2 separate regions of the Mus musculus genome follow, and region 1 is linked to region 2. A link is a loop called in an ENCODE intact Hi-C map of the cell type or tissue named here. Cell type or tissue: heart. All regions are shown on one strand. Links, peaks and the distances in the headings refer to the core of each region. The heading gives the core; the rest is flanking DNA.

Evidence for each region. A loop is a pair of places that touch in the nucleus more often than their neighbours do. Peaks named below come from ENCODE experiments on the same cell type or tissue, not always from the same donor. Only the 100,000 strongest peaks of a DNase experiment are listed, where the experiment ranks them.
Region 1: it touches region 2 in a loop (4-fold over the local background); 16 of 42 quality-filtered maps call a loop at or near these places.

Annotation. Positions count from the first base shown.
Region 1 is chr1:191,816,554-191,819,459 of GRCm38, reverse strand. No RefSeq gene overlaps it. Among named protein-coding and RNA genes, the nearest start is that of Nek2, 3.5 kb to the left of the region's middle. In heart, for the core only: a CTCF peak has its summit at 1,432 (motif pointing right); DNase peaks (open chromatin) are centred at 1,009 and 1,429; H3K27ac peaks cover 562 bases.
Region 2 is chr1:191,311,317-191,314,222 of GRCm38, reverse strand. It overlaps Nenf (neuron derived neurotrophic factor), which reads left to right. Exons shown (of 4, transcript NM_025424.3): 2 at 2,703-2,763. Among named protein-coding and RNA genes, the nearest start is that of Nenf, 5.4 kb to the left of the region's middle. In heart, for the core only: a CTCF peak has its summit at 1,630 (motif pointing left); DNase peaks (open chromatin) are centred at 845 and 1,382; H3K4me3 peaks cover 1,194 bases; H3K27ac peaks cover 1,224 bases.

The DNA of each region.
Region 1 (2,906 bases), core at 161-2,660, 510 kb before region 2:
TGAGAGCTTCCAGATTGAGATGTGAACCACAGAGCACAGAGAGAAGGGAGAGAGAGGGAGACTCTTCCTGGCATGGGCTTTTAAAACCCCAAAGCCCACCCTTAGTGGCACACCTCCAACAAGGCTACACTTCCTAATAACTTCCCAGAACAGACCTACCAAGTAGGGACCAAGCATTCAAATATATGAGCCTCTGGGGACCATTCTCATGCAAACCACCAGTCTAGGACTACATAAAAAAGAGAAGGCTAGGTAAGCACACACATTTGTTTATCTCTTCCTGTTTCCTGGCTGCAGGTGCAAAGTGACCAGAAGCATCAAGTTTCTTTTTGGTTTTGTTTTGTTTTGTTTTCATGACAGGGTTTCTCAGTATAGCCCTGGCTGTCCTGGAACTCACTCTGTAGACCAGGCTGGCCTCAGACTCAGAGATCCACCTGCTTGTGGCATGCAACACCATGCCAGGCTGTAAAGTCTCTGCTTTCCAAGGCTGATGAACTGTGAAACAGTTGAACCCACCTCTTCCTGAGCTGCTTCTGCCCAGGATTTTACTCAAGGCAACAGCATGCTCCCTCTATTATGTTTATCCAGAGGACACAACTTGTCCTGCAAGGCGGAATTCCAACCTTGTCACCTCTGCTCTGAGGGGCCTCATCCAAGATGTTCAGAGAACAGTGTAAATCAATTCTGTCGTGATATCTGTGATTGTTTTCTAGCTGAACATCAAACTGCTTGTGGCCAGTGTAAGTCCTGCAATAGAGAAGGCAGAAAAAAAAAAAAAGCTTTGTTAAATAAAGATGCAGTAAGGCCTGTTATTAAGACTTACACAGAGATTCCAAATGATCCCTGAAGTATTCAGCCATGCCAGCTGTATCTCGGGGGAGCTGTCCTGGGAGTATAGAGAGAGGCCCTAGGTGAGAGTGTTCAGCCACAATGACCACCATAATAAAAAAGGCGGGGGAGGATTTACAGGACAAATCAGTAATTACCAAAGTGGGAAATGGTTGGCTTTGGGGGTTCCTCTCAGCGGTATAGAGTTCATCCAACAAACACAAGGCCCTGAGTTCAGTCCTCAGTATGGGGTCATCGGGTGTGGATGGGAGGTGGGGCAGGAATCAACCGAGAGCGGAGAGATGAGCCTACCCTGCTCTGGGCAGCCATCTGGCTCCTGCAGGACCTGGCTCACACTATTCTTGCCCAATCTGCTTCTGCTGTCAGTCCCCATTAACAGTGTGTGCCATCTCAAGGGAGGGACCTTTTGCACTGTGCCCTGGGCCCACAGTGCACTTCCTGGGCAAGCTCCTGGCTTTTGTCCTGACTTTGCTACTTTTTTGTCTTCCTTCTCTTAGCTAAAGGCTAGCATCGTTAGCTCTGTTCACTGAAGAATCTCCAGGCTCGCCTCCGGGAGCGTCTGTGTACTGACACAAGCTTCCCACTAGAGGGCGGTACGCCACTGCGTAATAAGGAGCAGCTCTGCACCACCCGCAGACTCCAAGACTGGCCTGGGAGGATGTTGGGTCAGACATTTTGTGAGTGAGTCATCTTGAGGATTACTTGGGGCGGTTTGAAATCTGGGTTTATGACAATGTTTTGAAGTTATTAGTAAAGATTTCTACAAAGAGAAAAATAAAGGGAAAGGTTCTTGGTAAGAATCGGACGACATCATGACACACTGTCTCAAAAATTTAGAGTAGGTGCTCAGCTTACCTTTCCTGGGTCAGTGCAGCTCCCACCCCTCATCAGAGCGGCCTCTCTTCACAGCAAATGGAGCCCATCACGGAAAACCACAACTGGACACAATGCAGAAATCAACAGGTCATGAGGAGCCCAGCTGCAGGGAATACACGGACACACAGCACCTTTGTCTATGGTTCAGGAAAAGCAAACGAATAGGGAGCTGAAAGATCTGAGGAGCCAGAGGACCAAGGCATCCGCTGTGAACAGCCGCTCTAGAAATGGCTGCATAAGGAGGAAAAGTCAGGAACAATGTCATATCAGCGGACGAGCTGGCATGGAATAAGGAAAGGTTGTCAGGGTTTTTCCTCTAGACAAAGAACGAAGGCAACTAACAACTGCCAGAAGGAGAGGTAGCCTCTCCCAGGGATTGTTTGTCTAATGCCAAGTGGTTGTCCTTGGAACTGTACACACACACAGACAACAGAAACAGATTCATTTATATGTATCTGTGCATGCGCACACACACATATATGTGTGTAACAATAATAATAAAAAAAAAAAGTCCACCAATTGAAAGGGGGGAAGGAAGGGGGTCCAGGGAGGGGGAAGCCATGGGATTCTATTTCAATTCCAAACATTAAAAAAAAAAAAAAAAAAAAAAAAAAAAAAAAAACCTGTAAAAGGGCTGGTGAGATGGCTCAGTGGCTCTTAAAGGTCGTGAGTTCAATTCCCAGCAGCCACATGGTGGCTTACAACCATCCATAATGAGAAATAAATAAAGAACCTATAGGCTGAAGCAAGCAGGGCCAGAGCAAGAGGGAGAATGGGAAGGGGAAAGAAAGAAAGAAAGAAAAACAAAACAAAACTGTGTAATGCACAGTATATGTTCAGTAAATAACTCGAAGAAAAGAGTGCTGGAGAGATACATTGATAGTGGCAGGGACTCTGTGGATGCTGCCAACAGCACAGACTGCAGCCCGGGGCAGATGGCAGGCAGCTATGGAAGAATAAGATGAGAACTGGGCTGGGAACCCTGTGTGTGGTCAGAGTACCACAATGTTTCAAACAGGGAGAGTTTCAGACTTGTACTGTTGCAACCCCCAAATTAAGGATACTAGAGAGACTTCAGTGTTGTTGTGTGCAGACAGTTTGCCCCTGCGTTTCCTCCAACCCCTCTGCCAGAAGCTCCCATCATTTTTCCAGCCTGCCGCAAGCATGATACACAGACAGCT
Region 2 (2,906 bases), core at 124-2,623:
GAGCATGTTGGAAATGGGTCTGGTCTGACTGCAGTCACAGGACATCACCTCTGCCCCCGCCCAGTTAGCATCATGGTTTCTGTGATGCAATACTTGGCCATGCTAAAGCTTATAATGGTATCCCGGGTTGGATTCTTGCTGTGCTGTGTGTTTGGCCCAAGTTACTAAGCACCACGGGGACCATATTTTCAACTGTATGGTGTTGACATCAGAGAGAGGGGGATACTATTACAGCAGTTTGCAGATGGCGGGGCTGTCTGACTAGGCAGGCTGTACCTGGAAGGAGGCTGGAATTCTTCAGGAGAAGGGCTTTCCTTCTTTCCTCCTCTTCCTCCTCCTCCTCTTCCTCCTCCTCCTCCTCTTCCTCCTCTTCCTCCTCTTCCTCTTTCTCCTTTCCTCCTCTTCCTCCTCCTCTTCCTCTTCCTCCTCCTCCTCCTCTTCCTCCTCCTCCTTTCCTCCTCTTCCTCCTCCTCCTCTTTCTTCTTCCTTCTTCTTCTTCTTCTTCTTCTTCTTCTTCTTCTTCTTCTTCTTCTTCTTCTTCTTCTTCTTCTTCTTCTTCCTCTCTCTCTCTCTCTCTCTCTCTCTCTCTCTCTCTCTCTCTCCTTTCTTCACAGGAGTGGTGTTCAGACAGGGTCTCCCTATGTAGTTCTGGCTGTCCTGGACTCACTATGTACACCAGGGTGCTTGAAGAATTCACAGAGATCTTAAAGCAAGCACCACCATGCCCTACTAGGTGGAGTTTCTTTTTCCTGGGGGAACCTCTTGGCCTTTCAATGGATTGGGGGCGGGCCATTGAAAGACTGTGACATAGTCCTTCAGGTAGAGTCACCTGACTGCAGATCTCAGCCTTGTCTGTCACACCTGGCTGAGTACTTCACTCCTGGATGGATATGTAAAACTCCCCCTCCCACGGCTACAGGGAGTACCTCGTCTACACAGGCATCTTGTGAAGACGAGATGGAGACACACAAAGTGCTTGGCACAGCGACCCTGAACCAGCCTCTGCGCCTGCTGACCTTATTATAAAAAGTTGAGAGTGTGCTGAGGAAAAGCTCACATTCAGGCACTTCCATTTTCTTTCACGTTCTATTATTTTCTCCCATCCCTTTTAGTCTGTTGATAAATCCCTGTTCCATGACCCTGAAATAGGTCGTGGGTGCTACCGGCAGTAAGAAGACCATGCCCTCAGAGCAGTTTTCTCTGAAAACAAACCAAAACCAAAACAACAACAACAACCCTAAAACCAAACCAAAACACCCACGCAGCTTTCCTCTTTTCCGAAGAGGTGCACAGAGGGCAGGTCTGGCTCCGCTCTGGGCCCAGAGACTGGTGAGGGACAGGAGCTCTGACCAATGTCTAAGTCCTCCTGCCGGCTGTGCCCACGCTCCACCTACTTCCTCTCTGCCCAGTTCTTCCGTGGCCCTGCATTAGAGCCGCTGGAGCACTTGTGGTCGTCCTCTGCTTAGCCAGAGGTAGGCAGGCCACGGCGTGTCCCAGGTGAAGGACAGTGAAGGTCCCTTCCTGTCGTACGAGCCCTGAGGTTGAGGAAGTTTGCCCCCCCCACCCCACTCATTCGCCCCTACAGTCCCAGAAGTTCTCTCTGGGCTAAGAGTGCCCTCTAGTGGTCAAGGGCGAGAAGGCGACCGGAGCCTTGTGTTCCAAAGCTCCAAGTTTGGTCCTGCCTTCTCTGATTCAGTCTATGCCCAATTCAACCTCCTTGGGCCCAAATAGCCTTACTCTGCAGGGTGTGGTGAGGCAAGCTTGGAATCCAAACCCTCAAGAGACATTCAGGAGAACTGAGTTCAAAGCCAGCCTAGGTTACAGAGCAAGACGGTGTCTCAACGCGCACACATTCACACTTGCACGCACGCAGGCACAGACCTGTGCACATAGGCACAACAAATAGCCTCACCCACAAGGGGAGTATTTCATCATCTAGGGTCCTTCCAGCTTAACTTCAAAGTCCCTGTGTACAATTTTGGAATTACATTTTTGTTGTTTCCTTTCTTGAGACAAGGTCTCATGGTTTGACCCTGTGTCATAGGCTTTCTGTTGCTGTGATACAATGCAGTAACCGTGACCAAAAGCAACTTGGGAAGCATACAGTTTATTTCCTCTTACACTTCTAGGTGACACAAGTCTTTTTTGATTATCTGATTCTTCACTACTCCCCCCCCACCCCCGAGAAAGGGTTTCTCTGTGTAGCCCTGGCTGTCCTCTGTAGACCAGACTGGCCTTGAACTCAGAAATCTGCCTGCCTCTTCCTCTCAAGTGCTGGGATTAAAGGCGTGCGCCACCACTGCCTGGTAACTTTACAACTTTTAGAACTTAGATCAGGCTCTTCTGTCTTGTGTTCTTCTCTCTGAGGTGCCAGCTGCCAAAACGATGTTCAATCCCTTTGTAGCTACTGACCAAAGTCTGAACTGGAAAAGGCATTCCAATGTCCCTTCCCAGGTGGTGGTGGTGGTGGGGGAGGCCATGTCTTCCCCTCTTTCTGGAGAGCAGACAGGAGTATATGTTCCATTAATACCCTTTGAAAGGGTGGCAAAGGGCATGTGAGGACACCACAAAGGTCCAGGTTCACAAGAAGAAAGGTCACCACAGTCCATGGGGTTGTGGTGTAAGCTGCCCTCTGCACCAGTGACTTCCTCAGTGCCTCAGGCCTCTCCCCTGCTCCTCACACCTCCCCCCCTGCTTTCCAGGAGGATCAGCCCATCTACTTGGCAGTGAAGGGAGTGGTGTTCGATGTCACCTCTGGGAAGGGTAAGTGGCTCATCACTTCTGGGGAACTCGGGCAGAGCAGGTGCTTGGAGGGATGAGGCAGGGGTTCTGTCAGGCAAGGCCTTTCCTTCCCTCTGCAAGGCCGGTTGGAGCTGAGCCTTGTCAGGGTTTCACCAAAACAGGTC